2 separate regions of the Homo sapiens genome follow, and region 2 is linked to region 1. Evidence: read pairs that join two places in POLR2A ChIA-PET (ENCODE). Cell type or tissue: CD4-positive, alpha-beta T cell. All regions are shown on one strand. Each heading gives the region's core, and the rest is flanking DNA. Links, peaks and the distances in the headings are about the cores only. Region 1 has its middle 34 kb from the start of KLRG1. Region 2 has its middle 12 kb from the start of M6PR.

The links. Peaks named below come from ENCODE experiments on the same cell type or tissue, not always from the same donor. Only the 100,000 strongest peaks of a DNase experiment are listed, where the experiment ranks them.
Region 2: POLR2A ChIA-PET joins it to region 1 with 5 read pairs; 12 of 35 experiments call an interaction of 5 or more read pairs at or near these places.

The regions. Positions count from the first base shown.
Region 1 is chr12:9,020,576-9,027,261 of GRCh38, reverse strand. It overlaps a transcript of KLRG1 not described here. Among named protein-coding and RNA genes, the nearest start is that of KLRG1, 34 kb to the right of the region's middle. In CD4-positive, alpha-beta T cell, for the core only: no CTCF peak of the experiment used is centred there; a DNase peak (open chromatin) is centred at 2,041; H3K27ac peaks cover 3,940 bases.
Region 2 is chr12:8,953,260-8,969,755 of GRCh38, reverse strand. It overlaps a transcript of KLRG1 not described here. Among named protein-coding and RNA genes, the nearest start is that of M6PR, 12 kb to the right of the region's middle. RefSeq lists an enhancer at 12,728-13,927. In CD4-positive, alpha-beta T cell, for the core only: no CTCF peak of the experiment used is centred there; a DNase peak (open chromatin) is centred at 9,365; H3K27ac peaks cover 1,811 bases.

The DNA of each region.
Region 1 (6,686 bases), core at 39-5,038:
TTTGCACCCATGCTGTTGATTGCTAAATGGAATAGTCTGATCGTGAGGCTGAATAAACGTCTCTTTTAAAAAAGAAAAAGAAAATAGATTTTAAGTGTTCTCACCTCACACACACAAATATGTGAAGTAATGCATATGTTAATTAGCTTATTTACCCATTCCACAATGTATATATATATTTCAAAACAACATGTTGTACATTGTAATATATACAATTTTTATTTGTCAATTAAAAAAAAAAAGCCAGCCACAGTGATGCACACCTGTGGTCCCAGCTACTCAGGAGGTTGAGGCAGGAGCATCACTTGAGCACAAGAGGTCGAGGCTACAGTGAGCCATGATTACACCACGGTACTCCAGCCTGGGCAAAAAAGTGAGCACCTGTCTCTAAAATACACAGACACACACACGATTTTTTTAAAACTTAAAATGTATGAATAGAAGGAAAAAAACACTCCATAATGTTTTAAGAAAACAAATAATATAAAATATTTGCAACACATATGACTGACAAATAAGCAGGTGGCATGTGCCTCAAAGAGTGCCTACATATTGATAAGAAAAAAGACAAAAAAAGAAAAAAAGAAAAAAACCCTGATAGAGTGAATAGCCAAAGGATATAAACATGTAACTCAGAGGAAATACAAATAACTAACTTACTTGAGAAGATGCTCAAAGCCACTAATAGTGTGGAAAGCACAAATGATGACAAAGCTATAACATCCTTCTTCCCCCACAAAAATAGTAATAATAATAATTAGCCAGAATTTAAAACATTGAGAACACATGGAGCTGAGAAGGACCTAGGACTAGTACCCTCATCTGTTGCCAGTGGCAGTAAAACTGCTTCAGTCTTTTTGGAAAGTAATCCAGTGGTATCTATTAACATTTTTGTTTTGGCATACGTTTTTGGCTCATGCTTTCAAAACATGAGAAAACAGAATACATGTACAAAAATGTTCACTGTGGTGTTTTATTTCATCTCCTACACTATTATTCCCAAATCTTTTCCTATACATGTCCCTCACTTCAGGGACCCTATTATTTGGGTTTCTTGCCTACTTCTGGCTACTTCTCTTTTCTGACACCTTTTCTCTTCCCCTGAAACCATTCTGTAACATCCTCTCCCTCCATCCTTCTTGCTATTTGATTTCTCTGTTATTATGACAAATCCCATGTAGGCTGCTGCCAAAAACCGTGCAATAGTACAGATTGAAATCACTGAAAATGTTCGGCCCCCTGCCTCACCCAAGCTCGCAGGGCTGCCCAGCAATGTCGTGTCTCTAGGCAGATGCCTCTCTTTCCCCTTTGTGATTATTCAAAAATTCTGCTGTCCATAGACCCCCAAACCTATTATTTCCTCTCTCCTTCTTAGTATATGACCTTGTCTTTGATTTCACTGAGAAAATGAAGTTCACCAGGTAATAACAGTTTACTTCCCTATCACTTGTAATAAACCCATCAGAATCCTCACCCATCTTTCCTTCTTCCATGGGGAAGGGGCACTCTTTCTACCCAAGGTTACTTCTTCCAGTTGTCCAGTCAGCTTCATATTCATCCACTGACTCAAGAATCTTGGTCTATAAAGCATCCTCTCTCACATGCATATTTTTTGGGTTTTTTTTGAGATGAAGTCTCACTCTGTCATCCAGGCTGGAGTGCAGTCGCACGATCTCGGCTCACTGCAAACTCCACCTCCTGGGTTCAAGTGATTCTCGTGCCTCACTCTCCTGAGTAGCTGGGACTACAGGCATGTGCTAACGTGCTCAGCTAATTTTTGTATTTTTAGTAGAGACGGGGTTTCACCATGTTGGCCAGACTGATCTCAAACTCCTGGCCTCAAGTGATCTGCCTGCCTCGGCCTCCCAAAGTGCTGAGATTACAGGCATGAACCACTGTACCCAGCCACACCCACATGCATTTTTAATCTCTCCCTTTCAACATAATTTTGTTACCTCAAGTTACAAAATGTGTTACTGTCTTCTATCTGTATTTTAAGATCTATTGACCCGACATATGACTCTACTTAGATATTATCTCTTTCCTTCCTGTCTTAACCAGACTTCAAACCATCTAAACTCATTGTTTCCATTTCCTTACCTTGTATGATCAGCCTGCTGAAATTTCACCTGTCACCACCACACCAGTGAAGAATGATAAACATGACCTTCATATTGCCATTTCCATTGAATACTCTCCTCTCATTATGTTACTTTACAACTCTTTGGCATTTTGTTCTAGTAAGTGCTCCCTCCCCCTTGAAAACCACTTCTTCTTTAGCTTTTACCACATCATTTTTATGCTCTTTCCTCTGTGCCACCAGTTTTCTTCCCTCTTCTTTACTTCCTTTCCCTTCTCAGTGCTAATATAGAAATAAAGACTTTACTATCACCAAAACTTTGCCCTGTGAGAGCATTACTAGCAAGGGAAAGATGTGTATTGTAGATGTTCCAGTGTGAAGAATATGAAAGACCTCCTTCTAGGTAAAAACCCCTCATTATCCTTCAAAAATGGAACCAGGGGTGAAGTCATCATAATCATGAAGAGCCTGGGGTTCACCTTATCTCTGCCTTGTGAGGGTATAAAGAAATAGGCACCCAAATTTATACATCGCTGGAGAGTTTACATTGGTGGGGCCATTTAAAGCTATCTTATAAAATTTAAAATGCATATTGCCATTAACTCAGTGATTTCCCCCATTATATTCACACATACGCAAAATGTATGAAAAGAACATTTATCTAAAATCTGTAGTAAAACCCTCAGGACCAAGAACAGATAAAACAATTTTTAAAAAGAAAAACAAAGTTGGAGAACTATACTACGCTATATTCTTACTTATAGACTTACTATAAAATTACAGTGGGGTAGAAGTGACAGGATAGATATATTTTAAAAAGGAACAGAAGAGAATGCAGAAATAAACCCATGTGTTGGCCAGGCACGGTGGCTCACACCTGTAATCCCAGCACCTTGGAAGGCTGAGGTGGGCGGATCACCTGAGGTCAGGAGTTTGAGACTAGCCCGGCCAACATAGTGACCCCTGTCTCTATTAAAAATACAAAAATTAGCCAGGCATGGTGGTGCACACCTGTGATCCCAGCTACTCAGGAGGATAAGGCAGGAGAATCACTTGAACCTGGGAGGAGGAGGTTGCAGTAAGCTGAGATCACCCACTGCACTCCAGCCTGGGCAATAGAGAGAGACTCTGGCTCAAAAAAAAAAAAAAAAAAAAAAAAAAAATCCATGTGTTCACGATCAATTGATTTTCAACATAGGTGCCAAAAGAATTCAATGGAAAAAGGATACTTATTTAAATAAATGGTTCTAAAATAATTGGGCATTTATAAGAAAAAAAAAACCTCAACCTATATCTCACACCATGTATAAAAGTTATATAAAAACAGGCTGGATACTGTGGCTCATGCCTGTAATCCCAGCAGCCCAGGAGGCCAAGACTAGAGGATCACTTAAGGCCAGGAGATCAAGACAAGTCTGAGCAACAGGGTGAAACCCCATCTCTACAAAATTTTTTTTAATTGGCCAGGCATGGTGGCATTCACCTGTGGTTCCAGCTAGCTGTGAGGCTGAGGCAAGAGGATTTTGAGCCCAGGAGTTTAAGACTACAGTGAACTATGATGGTGCCACTGCACTCCAGCCTGGGTGATAGAGCAAGACCATCTCTTAAAAAAAAAAAGGAAAAAAAAGTTAAATAGAAATACATTACCGACCTAAATGTAAAACCTAAAATTATAAAATTTCTAGAAGAATTCATTAAGGCAACCTTTGTGGCCTTGGACTAGGCAAAGATTTCCTTAACAACATACAAAAAGAATAAGCTATAATGCAAAAGATTGAATAGGAAAAAAAACACCAAAATCTGTTTCTCCCATACTATACTCTCACAACAAAATGCTTTTGTGACCAAATGTGTAGGGATTTTTCCCCACATGCCAAGCAAGCAATCGATTCTGCAGTGAATTCTCCAGAGGTCAGCAGCTAAGTGTCCTCTAACTCAATTCAATTCCGATACTATCTACCTGGAGATACCATCAGATCCCAAAAGGTCAGGGCTCAGCCTGACAAGACTGTCTCCCACTTCCAATGCCAGTCACAAGCACAGGATGTGGCCTGAGTTTCTGACTGACTGGCTCTAAATCTAGGTATCCTTGACACCCTCCTCAGGTCCAATTTGCTGGATGGCTCACAGAACTCAGGAAAACACTTAACATTTACTCATTTGTTTTAAAGAATATTACAAAAGATACAGATGAACGGCCAAATGGAAGAGATGCATGGGGTAAGGCATGTGAGAAGGGGCACAGATTTTCCAGGCCCCACACAGGTGCACCACCTGCAAGAAACCACCACCTGTTCAGCTGTCCAGAAGCTCTTGGAACAAGTTCTTTTGGGTTTTTATGGAAGCTTCATTACATAGGCATAATTGATTACATCATTGGCCATCATTGATGGCCATTGATCAACTCAACCTTCAACATCCCTGGAGTTGAGGAGTGGCACACGTAGGCATATATTACAGAGGCATAATTGATTACATCATTGGCCATCATTAATGGCCATTGATCAACTCAACCTTCAACATCCCTGGAGTTGAGGGGTGGGGCTAAAAATCCCAGCCCTCTGATCATGCCTTGGTCTTATTGGTGACCACCCCCGATCCTAAAACTATCTAGGAGCCTCCAGCCACCAGTCATTCATGAGCATACATAAGACACTCTTACCACTCCGGAGATCCCAAGGATTTTAGAAGCTATATGTCAGGAAATGGGAGGAAGACCAAATATATACAGTCATGCACACATAACAATGAACCATATATACATAACAATGTTTCTGTCAACAAAGAACCATGTATACACTGTGTTCCCATAAGACTGTAATGGAGTTGAAAAATTTCTATTGCCTCGTGATTCCATGAAGTCGTAGCTCAAGACACTGCACAAACACTCAGGTATTTGTGGTGAGGCAGGTGCAAACAAACTCACTGTGCTGCCAGTCACGTAAAAGTATAGCACATACAATTATGTACAGTACATGATACTTCATAATGATAATAAACAACTGTTATTGTTTATGTATTTAGTATACTTTTGGTTTTTTAGAGATGGGGTCTGGCTATGTTGCCCAGACTGGAATGTGGTGGCTATTCACAGGCACAATCATATCACTCAACAGCCAGCCTCAACCTCCTGGGCCCAAGGGATCCTTCCATCTCAGCCTCCCAAGTAGCCAGGATTACAGGCACATGCCATGGCACCCAGCTATTTCTTATATTTTTAATCATTATCTTAGAGTCTATTCCTTCTACTTATTAAGAAAAAAAAATAGTTATCTGTAAAACAGCCTCAGGCAGGTCCTTTAGGAGGTGTTGCAGAAGAAGGCATTGTTATAATAGCAGGTGTCAGCTCCATGCCTTACTTCCGAAGAAGGCCTTCCAGTGGGACAAGATGTGGAGGTGGAAGACAGTGATACTGATGATCCTGACCCTGTGTAGCCCGAGGCTAATGTGCATGCTTATGTCTTGTTTTTTAAAAAAAAGTTTAAAAATTAAAAATAGTTTTAAAATAGAAAAAAGCTTATAGAATAAGGATATAAAGAAAAATATTTTGTACAACTGCACAATGTGTTTGTATTTTAAGCTAAGTGTATCACAAAAAGAGTAAAAAAAAAAAATTAGCTGGGTATGGTGGCGTGCGCCTGTAGGCCCAGCTACTCGGGAGGCTGAGGCGTGAGAATCGCTTGAACCCAGGAGGCGGAGGTCACAGTGAGCTGAGATCATGCCACTGCACTCCAGTCTAGGTGACAAAGCAAAACTGTGTCTCAAAAAAAAAAAAAAAGAGTAAAAAAGTTTTTAAAAATGTAAATGTAAAAGTTTATAAAGTAAACAAGTTACAGTAAGCTAAGGTTATTTCATTATTTCATTTACTGTAGCTTAAACGTACAATATTTATAAAGTCTATAGTAATGTGGAGTAATGCCCTAGGCCTTTACATTAACTTACCGATTGGTCATTCAGGGCAACTTCCAGTCTGCAAGTTCCATTCATGGTAAGTGTCATATACCGGTGTACCGTTTTTTATCTTTTATACTGTAATCTGCAAGCTCCATTCATGGTAAGTGTCATATGCAGGTGTACCATTTTTTATCTTTTATACTGTATTTTACTGTATTTTTTCTATGCTTGGATGTGTTTAAATACATAAATACTTGCCATTGTGTTACAATTGTCCACAGTATTTAGTACAGTAACTTGCTGTGCAGGTTTGCAGCCTAAGAGCAATAGGCTGTCCCATATAGCCCAGGTATGTAGTAGGCTCTTCCATCTAGGTTTGTGTAAGTACATTCTATGATGTTGCCACGATGATGAATTTGCCTAACGATGCATTTCTCAGAAGGCATCCTTGTTTTCAACTAATACATAACTATACATCTACCATATGATCCAGCCATGCCACTTCCTAGGCATTTAGCCAAGAAAAAAGAAAGACTATGTCCATTCAAAGATTCGTATCCAAATGTTCATAACAGCTTTATTTTTAATAGCCAAAAGCTGGAAACAACTTAAACGTCCATCAAAGAGTAAATGGATAAATTAATTGCGGTAAATCCACACAGTAGAATATTAGCAATAAAAAAGAGTAAAATATTGATGCAAACAACAACAT
Region 2 (16,496 bases), core at 6,911-11,910, 64 kb after region 1:
TCCTCTAGTCATTTTGTCAACATTTTATCAATTTTATTGATCACTTTAAAAAACTAGATTTTGGCTTCATTTTCTCTGTTGTTTTTCTATTTTCTATTCCATTGATGTCTTGTGCCTCTTTATTAGATTCTTCCTTTTGCTTACTTTAAGTGTAATTTCCTCCTCTTCCTCTCATTCCTCAATGTGAAAGCTTAGATCATTGATTTGAGACTTTTTTTTTTAACTAAAATAAAAGAGCTCAACCAGAAGTTCCACACTTTCACCTGCTACGGTAGCCAGCCCACTGCCAAGGAGAAGCCTGCAACCTCAGAGCTGGAATGCCCTCAAATCCATGACACTGGGCTCTTCCCCCAGAACTCCCAAGAACGGCTGACTGCACTGAGCAACAGCCTGGGAGCCCACAGAGCCACCCAATGGCAACTTCCAGAAAGAGGTGTGAGTACCACGCTGTACTGGCCACTGCATGTAAACAACTCACCATTTTCACACTCCACTTTGGAACTAGCCAGGAGCCACTGCACCCTCCTCTTTCCCAAGGCCTGGGCAGGGAGGCACAGCAGACTCAGCCTGGCTGGAGGAGCCAGACACGGTTTTGCCTGGAAGCCCAGGGCCCTTACTTGTTTCTCAGAGGCCCCTCAACCACTGGAGCCACATCTTAGCCCCTACCTGTCCTACCCTGTCCAAGGCTGGAGATGGGAGAGGAGAGCTTTGTTGAGGATAAACTTCACTCTGTGGAAATAAAAAATAATAATGCTATAAATTTTAGCATAATGCTAAAATTTTAATGCTATGAATTTCCCTGTAAGCACTGCTTTAGCTGCATCCCTTGATGATGATAATGTTTTCATTTTTGTTCAATTCAAAATATTGGTAATTTAATTCATTATTTCTTCTTTGACCCATGGGTTATAGAAAAACTGTTAATTTTCAAATATTTGGGGATTTTCCAGGTATTGTTTTATTAATGATGTCTAGTTTAATTCTGTTTTGGTCAAATATACTTTGCATGATTTCAGTCCTTGTAAATGTATTAAAACTTGTTTTATGGCCAGAATATGTGCTATCTTGGTAAAAGTCTGTGTGCACTGGAAAAGAATGTACATTATTCATTTGTTGGACTAAATGTTATATTAATGTCAATTAAACAGTTTAACTGATATGCTGTTCAAGGCTCCTATACCACCACAGATTTTCTGTTAATTACGTGGGGTGGGGGTGTTAAAACCTCCAACTATAATTATGGACCTGTCTTTTCCTCTCAAGTTCTCTTAGATTTTGCTTTATGTATTTTGAAGCTATGTTATTAGGTGCAAACACATGTTCTCCTGATTATCTGACCCTTTTATCCTTATAAAATTATCACCCCTTATCCCTTATAAAATTGTCACTCTATTTTAGAGCAAGGCTTAGTAATATTTCTTGTTCTGAAATCTACTTTGTCTGATTAAGATAGGCACTCCAACTCTCTTTGTATGGTATAGATTTTTCTATTATTTCAGTGTGGTTTTTTTTTTGTTTTAGATAGCATACACTTGGACCTTTTTTAAAAATCTAATCTGACGACCCGTTTTAATTGGAGAATTTTGGCCATTTAGATAATGTGATTATCATTTTACTTGAGTTTATATCTACTACTTTGCATTTATCTTCTGTATGTTCTATTTATTTTCTGTTCATTTTCTTTTTTAAACCGAATGTCTTTCATGATTCTACTTTATTATTGCTTATTATTTATCTTTCCCTTTCTTGATTTATTCCCTCCCTCCTCCTTCCTTCCCTTTCCTTAATTTTTCTTTCTTTCTTTTCTCCCTTCCTTCCTTCTTTTCTTTCTGTTATGATTGCTCTAGGTTCTCCATTGCACATCTTTAGTCACATTCTGCTTTCAAATAATACTATACTACTTCATGTATATGAAGTGAACTTTACAATAGTATACCCATCTCCCTTTCCCTGGCCGTTTTCATACATTTTACTTCTATTGTTATAAATTCCAAAATAAATTATTATTTTTCCTCATTTCTTTTTTTGAGACAAGGTCCAGCTCTGTTGGCCAGGCTGCAGTGCAGAAAATACATGGAACCATTGTTTCATATATTGAGCCTTGAACTCCTAGGCTCAAGAAATCTCCCATTTCAGCCTTCAAGTAGCTGAGACTGCAAGCATGCACCACCACGCCTGGCTAATTTTTTAATTTTTTGTAGAGACGGAGTCTCGCTATGTTGCCACAGCTGGTCTCAAACTCCTGGGCTCAAAGGATCCTCCTGCCTCAGCTTCCCAAAGTGCTGGGATTACAGGTGTCAGCCACCTGGCCCAGCCTGGTTATTAATTTTTTAGAGATATCTTTAAAAATTAAAACAGGTGTCTTTTACACTTATACACATATTTAACATTTATTTTATTTTATTTTATTATTATAAAACTTAAAGTATAAAGTTTTAGGGTACATATGCACAACTTACAGGTTTGTTACATATGTATACATGTGCCATGTTGGTGTGCTGCACCCATTAAATCGTCATTTAGCATTAGGTATATCTCCTAATGCTATCCCTCCCCCCTCCCCCCACCCCACAACAGTCCCCGGTGTGTGATGTTCCCCTTCCTGTGTCCATGTGTTCTCATAGTTCAAGTCCCACCTATGAGTGAGAACATGCGGTGTTTGGTTTTTTGTCCTTGCAATAGTTTGCTGAGAATGATGGTTTCCAGCTTCATCCATGTCCCTACAAAGGACATGAACTCATCATTTTTTATGGCTGCATAGTATTCCATGGTGTATATGTGCCACATTTTCTTAATCCAGTCTATCATTGTTGGACATTTGGGTTGGTTCCAAGTCTTTGCTATTGTGAATAATGCCGCAATAAACATAAGTGTGCATGTGTCTTTATAGCAGCATGATTTATAGTCCTTTGGGTATATACCCAGTAATGGGATGGCTGGGTCAAATGGTATTTCTAGTTCTAGATCCCTGAGGAATGGCCACACTGACTTCCACAATGGTTGAACTAGTTTACAGTCCCACCAACAGTGTAAAAGTGTTCCTATTTCTCCACATCCTCTCCAGCACCTGTTGTTTCCTGACTTTTTAATGATTGCCATTCTAACTGGTGTGAGATGGTATCTCATTGTGGTTTTGATTTGCATTTCTCTGGTGGCCAGTGACGATGAGCATTTTTTCATGTGTTTTTTGGCTGCATAAATGCCTTCTTTTGAGAAGTGTCTGTTCATATCCTTTGCCCACTTTTTGATGGGGTTGTTTTTTTCTTGTAAATTTGTTTGAGTTCATTGTAGATTCTGGATATTAGCCCTTTGTCAGATGAGTAGGTTGTGAAAATTTTCTCCCATTCTGTAGGTTGCCTGTTCACTCTGATGATAGTTTCTTTTGCTGTGCAGAAGCTCTTTAGTTTAATTAGATCCCATTTGTCAATTTTGGCTTTTGTTGCCATTGCTTTTGGTGTTTTAGACATGAAGTCCTTGCCCATGCCTATGTCCTGAATGGTATTGCCTAGGTTGTCTCCTAGGGTTTTTATGGTTTTAGGTCTAACATTGAAGTCTTTAATCCATCTTGAATTAATTTTTGTATAAGGTGTAAGGAAGTGATCCAGTTTCAGCTTTCTATGTATGGCTAGCCAGTTTTCCCAGCACCATTTATTAAATAGGGAATCCTTTCCCCATTGCTTGTTTTTCTCAGGTTTGTCAAAGATCAGATAGTTGTAGATATGCGGCATTATCTCTGAGGGCTCTGTTCTGTTCCATTGGTCTATATCTCTGTTTTGGTACCAGTACCATGCTGTTTTGGTTACTGTAGCCTTGTAGTACAGTTTGAATTCAGGTAGCGTGATGCCTCCAGCTTTGTTCTTTTGGCTTAGGATTGACTTGGCAATGTGGACTCTTTTTTGGTTCCATATGAATTTCAAAGTAGTTTTTTCCAATTCTGTGAAGAAAGTCATTGCTAGCTTGATGGGGATGGCATTGAATCTATAAATTACCTTGGGCAGTATGGCCATTTTCACGATATTGATTCTTCCTACCCATGAGCATGGAATGTTCTTCCATTTCTTTGTGTCCTCTTTTATTTCATTGAGCAGTGGTTTGTAGTTCTCCTTGAAGAGGTCCTTCACATCCCTTGTAAGTTGGATTCCTAGGTATTTTATTCTCTTTGAAGCAATTGTGAATGGGAGTTCACTCATGATTTGGCTCTCTGTTTGTCTGTTATTGGTGTATAAGAATGCTTGTGATTTTTGTACATTGATTTTGTATCCTGAGACTTTGCTGAAGTTGCTTATCAGCTTGAGGAGATTTTGGGCAGAGACAATGGGGTTTTCTAGGTATACAATCATGTCATCTGCAAACAGGGACAATTTGACTTCCTCTTTTCCTAATTGAATACCCTTTATTTCCTTCTCTTGCCTGATTGCCCTGGCCAGAACTTCCAACACTATGTTGAATAGGAGTGGTGAGAGAGGGCATCCCTGTCTTGTGCCCATTTTCAAAGGGAATGCTTCCAGTTTTTGCCCATTCAGTATGATATCAGCTGTGGGTTTGTCATAGATAGCTCTTATTATTTTGAGATACATCCCATCAATACCTAATTTATTGAGAGTTTTTAGCATGAAGTGTTGTTGAATTTTGTCAAAGGCCTTTTCTGCATCTATTGAGATAATCATGTGGTTTTTGTCTTTGGTTCTGTTTATATATTGGATTACATTTATTGATTTGCGTATGTTGAACCAGCCTTGCATCCCAGGGACACAGACTGGCAAAGTGGATAAAGAGTCAAGACCCATCAGTGTGCTGTATTCCGGAAACCCATCTCATGTGCAGAGACACACATAGGCTCAAAATAAAGGGATGGAGGAAGATCTACCAAGCAAATGGAAAACAAAAAAAGGCAGGGGTTGCAATCCTAGTCTCTGATAAAACAGACTTTAAACCAACAAAGATCAAAAGAGACAAAGAAGGCCATTACATAATGGTAAAGGGATCAATTCAACAAGAAGAGCTAACTATCCTAAATATATATGCACCCAATACAGGAGCACCCAGATTCATAAAGCAAGTCCTTAGTGACCTACAAAGAGACTTAGACTCCCACACAATAATAATGGGAGACTTTAACACCCCACTGTCAACATTAGACAGATCAACGAGACAGAAAGTTAACAAGGATACCCAGGAATTGAACTCAGCTCTGCACCAAGCGGACCTAATAGACATCTACAGAACTCTCCACTCCAAATCAACAGAATAAACATTCTATTCAGCACCACACCACACCTACTCCAAAACTGACCACATAGTTGGAAGTAAAGCACTCCTCAGCAAATGTAAAAGAACAGAAATTATAACAAACTGTCTCTCAGACCACAGTGCAATCAAACTAGAACTCAGGATTAAGAAACTCACTCAAAACCACTCAACTACATAGAAGCTGAGCAATCTGCTCCTGAATGGCTACTGGGTAAATAATGAAATGAAGGCAGAAATAAAGATGTTCTTTGAAACCAACAGGAACAAAGACACGACATACCAGAATCTCTGGGACACATTCAAAGCAGTGTGTAGAGGGAAATTTATAGCACTAAATGCCCACAAGAGAAAGCAGGAAAGATCTAAAATTGACACCCTAACATCACAACTAAAAGAACTAGAAGAGCAAGAGCAAACACATTCAAAAGCTAGCAGAAGGCAAGAAATAACTAAGATCAGAGCAGAACTGAAGGAGATAGAGACACAAAAAACCCTTCAAAAAATTAATGAATCCAGGAGCTGGTTTTTTGAAGAGATAAACAAAATTGATAGACCACTAGCAAGACTAATAAAGAAGAAATGAGAGAAGAATCAAATAGACACAATAAAAAATGATAAAGGGGATATCACCACTGACCCCACAGAAATACAAACTACCATCAGAGAATACTATAAACACCTCTATGCAAATAAACTAGAAAATCTAGAAGAAATGGATAAATTCCTTAACACATACATCCTCCCAAGACTAAACCAGGAAGAAGTTGAATCTCTGAATAGACCAATAACAGGCTCTGAAATTGAGGCAATAATCAATAGCTTACCAACCAAAAAAAGTCCAGGACCAGATGGATTCACAGCCGAATTCTACCAGAGGTACAAAGAGGAGCTGGGTACCATTCCTTCTGAAACTATTCCAATCAACAGAAAAAGAGGGAATCCTCCCTAACTCATTTTATGAGGCCAGCATCATCCTGATACCAAAGCCTGGCAGAGACACAACCAAAAAAGAGAATCTTAGACCAATATCCTTGATGAACATTGATGCGAAAATCCTCAATAAAATGCTGGCAAACCGAATCCAGCAGCACATCAAAAAGCTTATCCACCATGATCAAGTGGGCTTCATCTCTGGGATGCAAGGCTGGTTCAACATTTCTAAATGTTCTACATTACCTTGTATAAAACTAACTTTTCCCTTGGTGTTATTTTCCTTCATGCAGAAAAAATTCCTTTAATATATCTTTTAGTGGCCTGTTTGCAATGAATTCTCTCAGCATGTGTTCATGTTAAAAAAATTGAGTTTGCCTTCATTTCTGAAAGGTATTTTTGAATGCATAGAACTCTAGGTTGACAGGGTTTTCCATACTCACCCCAGTGTTTTAAATATATTTAACTTTTTCCAGCTTGCATAGTTTCTGATGCAAAGAAACTATGCCATTATATATTTTTTCTCTGGCTGCTTTTAACATGTTCTCTTTATCATTGACTTTCAGCAGCTTAATAATGTAGCTCAGTATATATAATTTTTCATGTTTCTTCTGCCTAAAATCTACTGAGCATCTTTGATCTATGAGTTTTTAGTTTTTATCTCATTTGGAAAAATTTGGGCCAAATTTGTCCTCTTTCTGAAACCCTAATTATACATGTTAGATTGACTGACGTAGTACCACAGGTCACTGAAGCTCTGATCTTTTCAGGGTTGGGGGAGGTATCTTCTGTTTTCCCTTTGTGTTTATTTTGTTTGTTTCCTTTACTTTTTTTCTTTCTTTCTTTTTTTTTTTTTTTGGGAAACAGGGTCTGGCTCTGTCACCCAGGCTGGAGTGCAGTGGTGTGATCTCAGCTCACTGCAACCTCCACCTCCTGGGCTCAAGCTATCCTCCCACCTCAGCACCCTGAGTAGCTGGGACTATAGGTGTTCACCACCAAGCCCAGCTAATTTTTGTATTTTTTTGGTAGAGATGGGGTTTTGCCATGTTGCCCAGGCTGATCTTGAACTCCTGGGCTCAAATGATCCATTCACCTCAGCCTCCCAAAGTTCTGGGATTACAGGTGTGAGCCACCACTCCTAGCCTCCATGTATTTATTTTGGATATTTTCTGATAATACGTTTTCAAGTCAGCTAATCTTTCCTTCAGCAGTTTCTAATCATTGTTGATCCCATCCATCATATATTCATCTTATCATTTCAGATATTACACTTCTCATTTCTAGAAGATATTATTTGAATATCTTCCATTTTTCTCTTCACCATGTTCAATTTTCCTCTATTCTCTGAACATATGGAGTGTATTTATAAAACCTGATTTATCATCCTTGCTGATAATTCTATCAGCTTTGTGATTTCTGGGTCTCTTTCTATTAATTTTTTTTCTCCTTGTTATAGATCACATTTACCTCCTTCTTAGCAAGCCTGGCAAGAGACGGGGTCTCACTCTGTTGCATAGGCTGGAGTGCAGTGGCAGGATCACAGCTCACTATAACCTCCACCTCCTGGCCTTAAACAATTCTCCCACCTCAGCCTCCTGTGTAGCTGGGACTACAGGTGCGTACCACCATGCCTGGCTAATTTTTAAATTTTTTGTAGAGATGAGGTCTTCCTATGTTATCCAGGTTGGTCTCAAACTCTTGGCCTCATGTGATCCTCCCACTTTGGACACTCAATGCGCTGGGATTACAGACGACAGCCACCACACCTGGCTTGTGTGGCAATTTTTACCTGGATGCCAGACATTGTGAATTGTATGCTACAGAGTGCCAGATATTGTTGTGTTCTTTTAAAAATCGCTGCCATGGGCAGTAGCTCACACCTGTAATCCCAGTTTGGGAGGCCGAGGCAGACAGATCACCTGAGGTCAAGAGTTCAAGACCAGGCTGGCCAACATGGTGAAACTCTGTCTCTACTAAAAAAAAAAAAATACAAAAATTAGCTGAGCATGGTGGTGGGTGCCTGTAACCCCAGCTACTCAGGAGGCTGAGGCAGGAGAATCACTTGAACCTGGGAGATGGAGGTTGCAGTGAGCTGAGATCGCACCATTGCACTCCAGTCTGGGCAACAAGAGTAAAACTGTGTCTCTAAAAATAAATAAATAAATAAATAAAAATTGCCATCTCTTTTTATGGAACACAGTTACCTGTTATCAGTTTGATCCTTTTGAGGCCTGTTTTTTATCTAGAACTGTGAAGAATCAGAGATTTTATGCTACTTCTGAGCAAACACATTAACCTGCCAAGTTTCACAAATATTAGCTAAAGACACAAAACTCCTGGCTCAAAGGCAAAGGACATTACTATTTACAGTGTAGCAAGCAACATGAGATTCCTGTTTGCATTGGTTTTTCTTGCCTCCCAAGTCTCAAAGCAGCAATATGGAAAAGGCCAGATGGATGCTGTGCAACCAGTGGGTCTACATCACAGCTTGAGCAGTTTAATGTCTGTGAACCTCAGTTTCCTTATGTAAAATGGAAATAATAATGAAACCTAACTTGCTGAGTTGGTACAGGGATTAAAGGAGATGACATTCTTGGTATCTTTGATAATCAGGGTAGAAATTTTCTTTTTCTCCTCTTCTTTGCCATCTCCTACACCTCGTCCCCTCAAATAACCTAACTACCAGAAAACATTGAGTGGGTCAAATGAGAGGAGACCTTAGGGAATCTCCCTTGAGCTTAAGGAATCTGAATTTTTATAATGTGCTACAAGCAGTACTATATTTTGTCCCAAAAGGATACATGACCTTTATTATACTGGACAATAAACAAATCTGCCCTTGGCCCCAGAAGGAGACACTATTTCTGTATTCTAAGGCTGTTCACTATTCAGATATTCTTGAAAAGATAGTCTGGAACAAAAGGTCAGTTAGGGCCTCTGCTTGAAAGACATGCAAAAATGTGAACAATCCATGGATCCATGCTTCCCACCATATTAAAGCTTTATCAGGGCTTTATGTAAGTCTAGAACTAATTTGAATGCGCTAGTGAGTCAAAAGTCTTCTCAGAACTTTACTGAAAATCCCATATATTAAGAACATCTTTCCACTCTGGCAGGTGAAAACACTATTCCTAGCACTGTGTGAGATCTAAGAGTTGTTCTGCCTACTCCTTTGAAGTGGTTCAGCTCAGAACTCAACCAAAGGCTTGAGAGGATTCCTCTGTAGTTATCTAGAGCTCACTCTTTGCGCATCTCTCTTTTCTCTGGTACTCTGACCCACAAATCTTAGTCTTTGCCTTAGTCTTCTCAAACTCCACACTCTCTCCCTCTGAAGCTCAGTGAAACTGGCAGGCTCTGTCTGGGTTCCCCCTTCCTGCACTGCACCTTGGATAGTCTCTCCATGCATTAAGTAGGGGGAATTGTGGGGCTCGCCTAACTTATTCCCCTCCTCTCAGGAATCACTGTCTTGTGTTACCTGTTGTCCAATATCAGGAAGCCATTGTTCCATATATTTTCCCAGTTTGCCAGTTGTTTAAGATAGAAGAATAAATCCAGTCCCAGTTATACCATCATGAACAGAATCCAGAAGTCTGAAAATAGATATTAAACTAGCAGACAAATTCATTGTCTAAATATAAAATCCTAACAAATCTAAAAAGCAACTGCCAAAATAAGTGGCAAACTAACAGAATACAGTTACAAATACAAAAACCAATTGTGTTTCTACATACTACCAGTAAACATTCACAAAATAAATTTTTCACAATAACTTCAGTTATAAAAGCATCAAAAAATAAAGCACTTCAGGACAAATGTAACGAAAGACACGTAAGTCCTCTACACTGAAAACTGTAAAACATTGCTGAAAAAAATTAAGGCCTACATAAATAGAGTTGTACCCTATTTGTCATAGCCCGAGGGGTTCTTCTTGCCTGCTGCCCTGAAAAAAACAATGAGAACAGCAGGTGTTGCAGCAAAGAGTTTAATAATTGCAGGGCCAGCCAAGTGAGGAGAACGACAGACACTTTTCAAACTCATCCCCCCAAGAGTTCAGAGGCTAGAGTTTTTTAACTACTACTTTGGCAGGCAGGGGGCTGGAGAACTGAAACAACGGATTGGCTGGGGATGAAATTGCAGGGGTGTCTAAAACCATTTTCACACAGCCAGGTCATTTCCTGGGAAGCGGTCTCAGGACGAAGTGGCATCTCTTGGTCTCCTGAAATGCTAAATCTGAAAAATGTCTCAAAGACCAGTTCTTCAGGTTTTACAATAGTAATATTACCTACAGGAGAAGTTGGAGAAGCTCTAAATCTTGCGACCCCAGATACAAGACTCTGGGGCAGTAAGCAACTTATATAACAAAAACAAGCTAAGTAATGGCGGGTCATTGTTCAACTATGTCTATTCTTCAGCAAAGTTCAAGCCCCTACCATAATTTTAACTTTGTTTTATGAATGTGGTTTTAACTGTAAACTAAATTCCTCTTATAGTTATCTTGGCCCCCACATTAGAATGGACAAAAAAACAATTTAACTTGAGAGGTTGGAAGCAAGATGGAGTCAACCATATTAGACTTCTCTCATTACTTATAGTTCTGCAAAGGTGGTTTCATATTCATGAATTATAAGACTCAACATTAAGATGTCAATTTTCCCCAAATTTATCTACAGATTCATATCAACCCCAATTGTAACCCCAGCAGGATTTTTTTTTTTTTTTGATACAGGGTATCACTCTGTTGTCCAGGCTGGAGTGCAGTGGTGCAACCACGGCTCTCTGAAGCCTTGACCTCCTGGGCTCAAGCGATCCTCCCACTTTAGCCTCCCAAGTAGCTGGGACCATAGGCACAAGCCACCACGCTCAGCTAATTCTTAGGTTTTTTTGTAGAGACAGAGTCTCACCATGTTGCCCAAGCTGGTTTGAAATCCTGAGCCCAAGTGATCCTCCCATCTCAGCCTCCCAAAGTGCTGAGATTACACACGTGAGCCACTATGCCTTGCCCCAGCAGGATTTTTTAACAGAAATTGACAGGTTGCTTTTAAAGTGTATATGGAAATGCAAAGGACCTAGAATAGCCAAAACAATCTTGAAAAGAGAAGAAAGACTTATAATACCTTTCTTCAAGACTTAATATAAAACTAGAAGAATCAGGAGTGTGTTATTAGCTTAATAATAAAGATATCAACTAAACAGAATTAAGTCCAGAAACAGAACTACATTTATACAATCAACTGATTCTCAACAAAGCTCTGACGCAATTAAGAGAGGAAAAATAGTCAAACAATGTTATAGGAAGTCATTATATATCCATATGGGGAAAAAAAGGAACCTCAGTGCTACCTCAACTATACACAAAAATTAACTCAAAATAGATCACAGACCGGGCACACTGGTTCATGCTTGTAATCCCAACACTTTGGGAGGCCATGTTGGGAGAAGAGCTTGAGGCCAGGAGTTTGAGACCAGCCTGGGTACTATAGCAAGAGCCTGTCTCTAAAAAAATTTAAAAATAAATTACAGACATAAACATAAAACTATAAGGCTTCTTAGAAGAAAATACAGATAGAACCCAAACGCCCATCAAAAGGGAATGAATAAGATGAGAAATACGATAGTTCCCCACCCTTATCTGCAGGTGTGCTTTCTACAATTTCAGTTACCAGTAGTCAACCGAGGTCTGAAAATATCAGATGAAAAATTCCAGAAATAAACTACTCATAAGTTTTACATTGCATGCTGTTCTGAGTACTGTGATAAAATCTTGCACTGTCCTGCTCCATCCCACCTGGGACATAAATCACCCCTTCATCCAGTGGAAACACGCTGGGGACACTCCCTGCCCGTTAGTGTCCCTCTCAGTTATCAGATTGACTGCCACAGTACTGCAGTGCAAGTAACTCTTATTTTACTTAATAATGGCCACAAAGCGCAAGAGTAGTAATGCTGGCTATGCAGACATGCCAAAGAGAAGTGTAAAGTGCTTCCTTTAAATAAAAAGGTGAAGGTTCTTGACTTACTAAAAAAAAACAAAAAACAAAAAAACAAAACAAAACAAACAAACAAACAAAAAACAAAACAAGTATTCCGAGGTTGCTAACATCTATGGTAAGAATAAATCCTCTATCTGTTAAATTGTGAAGAAGGGAAAAGAATGTGTGCTAGTTTTGCTGTTGCAACTCAAACTGCAGAAGTTACTGCCATGGGCCACGGTAAGTGCTTCGTTAAGACAGAAAAGGCATTAAATTTGTGGGTGGAAGATATGAACAGAAACATATTCTCATTGAAGGCAACTGGGTTAGATGCTGTCTACAGCAGGGGCCTTGGAACATGTCCCCTGAGGAGAAGGGAGGGCTACTGTATTCATAAAATGTAATACTACCCCACCAAAACACAAAACAAAACCTACTACTGATACATACAAGTTCACAGATATTACAGTGAAAGAAATCAAACAAATGCAAAAGGAACATGCTATTGACACAGGATTTTTTGGTGGTGTTCCACAGCCAGAGACCTCCACGGCCGGGGGGGCCCTGCTCAAGATCAAGATTCACTCGTGACCACTGGGCTGGCTCCACCCACTGGGCTTGGCAGGCTGTGCTTGGCTCTTGGCTAGCGGTACTGGCCCAGATCTCACACCCACCAAGGGCAAGCCAGGTATGCTAGCTGCTACAGCAGGGCATCACCTCCAGGCACCAGCTTCATGTGAAGCTGTGGCTGGATCAGGTATACTGCAAGCAGCTTCTGCCTTGGGCACTGGCATATGAACGAAGGGAACGCAGTGGCGTCCAAAAAACTCAAAAGACACCAGCAACTGCGGAACTTCAAAGGTCAGGTGCAGTGGCTCATGCCGGTAATCCCCACACTTTGGGAGCCTGAGGTGGGAGAATTACGTGAGGTCAGGAGTTCGAGACCAGCCGGGCCAACGTGGCGAAACCCCATCTCTACTAAAAATACAACAAATTAGCCGGAAGTCGTGGCAGGCACCTGTAATCTCAGTTACTCAGGAGGCTGAGGCAGGAGAATCACTTGAACCTGGGAGGCAGTAAGTTGCAGTGAGCCAAGATCACACCACTGCACTCCAGTCTGGGTGATAGAGTGAGACTCTGTCTCAAAAGAAAAAGAAAAAAAAATGCGGTGGGGGGTGTTACAGCATGTTACAGCTCTGGCTTGGGGAATCCCGAGGTCTGCACCCCGAAGAGTCTCAGCTCGTTTGTGTTACAGTTCATTCATTCCTGCTGTCCACAAGCTTTGCCGAACGGGGGCATGTCCCAACTTGTTCAGTCCCACCAGCCCACGGCTCCTGGGCTGGCCTGGCGCCACCACCACTTCCCATAACGTGGGGTGGCCGCCTGGTGCCAGGAGAGGGCAGGAGGGCTACAGCCTTTCACCTGCTGTTCTTTTGCACCCGCTGTTCGGCAGGTCCCGAGTTCTTGTCCTGCGTCCAAGAAGAATGAGGTTACACTGACAATTGCAGAGTAACCAAGGCAGAGAGGACGTTTATTCAGCAACAGAACAGCTCCCAGCAGAGAGGGGACCCAAAGGTGGTAGTCCCACTGTGTAGCTGAGTCCGGGAGTTTTTATGGGCTCAGAATGGGGGAGTGTGTGCTGATTGGTCCATAGGCAGCCTGGAAAAAGCACCATTTGATTGGCTAAAAGGCATTGCGGGAGTTCTCACTTGGGTCTTAGATTCTACCCAGAACTGGCAGGTGAGTTTTCAGGCTTCCGGCGGTCTTTGACTCGAAGGTTGGTTTTCACCAGGGACCCGCCCGTATCTACCTAGGAATTTGTCTGCTTCCCACCACTATCAGTATCTGTCCATTTATACTAAGTTCTAAAATAGGCAAAATTAATCTATAATTTAAAAAAAAGAAAAATTCAAAAGACCAGGCTTGATGGCTCATGCCTGTAATCTCAGCACTTCGGGAGGCTGAGGTGGAAAGATTACTCAAACCCAGGAATTCAAGACCAGCTCGGGGAAAATAAGGAAACCTCATCTCTACAAAAAATAAAAAAAAATTATCCTAGCATGGTAGCACACTCCTGTGGTCCCACCTACTCCACAGGCTAGCTGGGAGGATCATTTGAGCCTGGGAGGTCGAAGCTGCAGTGAGCCATGTTTGCACCATCGCACTCCAGCCTGAGTGATAGAGACTCTATCTCAAAAAAAAAAAAAAAAAAAAAAAAAAAAAAAAAAAAATCAGAGCAATAGTTGCCTCTAGGACTAGGAGAAGATGACTGGATAGGAGCATGAGGAAATTTTCTTGGATGATGAAAATCTTCTAAATTTTTTGATTACAGATAACAGTTATGATGCATTTGTCAAAATAAATTGAATTGTATCCTTAAGAGTTGTATATTTCGGCCAGGTGCAGTGGCTCACGCCTGTAATCCCAGCACTTTGGGAGGCCGAGGTGGGCGGCACAAGGTCAGGAGTTCGAGACCAGCCTGGCCAACATGGTGAAACCCCATCTCTACTAAAAATATAAAAATTAGCCAGACATGATGGCAGGCGCCTGTAGTTCCAGCTACTCGGGAGGCTGAGGCAGAAGAATAGCTTGAACCCAGAAGGCAGAGGTTGCAGTGAGCCAAGATCGCACCATTGCACTCCAGCCTGGGCAAGAGATCGAGACTCCGCCTCAAAAAAAAAAGAAAAAAAAGAGTTGTACATTTCATGACTTATATATTTTGCCTTAACAAGAGAAACCAGAACTTTAAACAAATATGGAACTCTTACTAGTAGGCTTGCTTCACACATCGTATGGCTTATCAGTTAAAAAATCACTTCCTGTGTTTTCTTATATGTGAATAAATGTATACATACAATGAATATAATGGGAACTTGGTTCACTCTTGGAAATAAACAATTTCCTAGCTCTGTCTGCTGACACTGAAGCAGTGACACACAAGTAGCAACAAACACAACTCGTAATCACATCTTGGTTTTTCAATACCATTTTCCACTAAAAGAACCAAGACCCCTTGGTGAAATGACTGATTCTAGGATAAGGGTAAGAGAACCACAAAACTTTTTAAAAATATACATTTGAGGCATACAAGATATTTTGATTGATACACATATACATAGTGAAGTGATTACTTCAGTCAAGCAAATTAACATATTCATCATCTCATGTAGTTATTTTTTTTTTGGTGGTAAGAGTACCTAAAATCTACTCTCCTGGCAAAGTACCAGTATACAATACAATATTAACTATAGTCCTTATGTTACACACTAGAACATTAGAATCTAACCGCAACTTCGTACCTTTTGACCTACATCTTCCCATTTCCCCTACCCCGCCCCTGGTAACCATCTTCCTACACTGTTTCTATGGTGATTTTTTTCAAGACTCCACATACAACCGATATCATATCATATTTTTCTTTCTGTGTGTGTCTTATTTCACTCAGCATGATGTCCTCCAGGTCCATTCATGCTGAATGCTACAAGATAAAATCGGAACATCTTATGTGCCTGAAAGTAAAGAATTCCTCAAAAAATCATATGGACATGTCAAAAGGATAAAGGAGGCACCACTAAAAGGCTCCCACTGGCTGCTCAACAGAGGCCCACACCCTCCCGCAACTTCTCGGCCTCATCAGTGGGTGGACTGCATGTTCCTGTGGTAGGAAACACACCCTCCCCTCAGAGATCTGAATCTCTAATCTTGCAGGTGGGGAAGGGAGCATTTCCTTTAACTTAAGTAACTCCTTTATTAACTCTTCTTCAGCCCTAGAAGTAACAGCTCCTTTTCGTAGCTGCTTCTTCTGTATCATAGAGTCCTCTTTTAGTAACTGATCATCTTTTACTAGAAAATAATTCTTTAAATTTTTCCTGTTAAAATCGCCAATATGATATCTGTTTCTGAATGGACCCTGATTGATATAAAAACGTATCACTTCCCTTGCATTTCTATCCAAAAAAAATGCAAACTTAAATATAATCATGAGGAAATGATAGCCGCAGGAGGCAGACAAATGCCTAGGCAGATCCCCAGTGAAACCCCATCTCCAAGCTGAAGACAGTTTAAAGCCTGAAAGCCAAGCTACAAGTCAAATCCATGGACCGGATTAAAAACCTGTCTTCCCATTTGGCACATTTTTCTTTGATTGATCCCCACCTTTCACCCATTTTATATACACCTACCCTTTCCTAATTGGTTTTCTACACTGTCGTGCCCACCTTTGAGTGGTGTCTTCACTTTAACTGTTTTTGCATACTCACAAACCAATCAGCACACACTTTCCATTCTGAATCCATAAATGCCCAGACCTAGCCACATTGGGTGAGAAACCACCTGACTGCAGGGGTG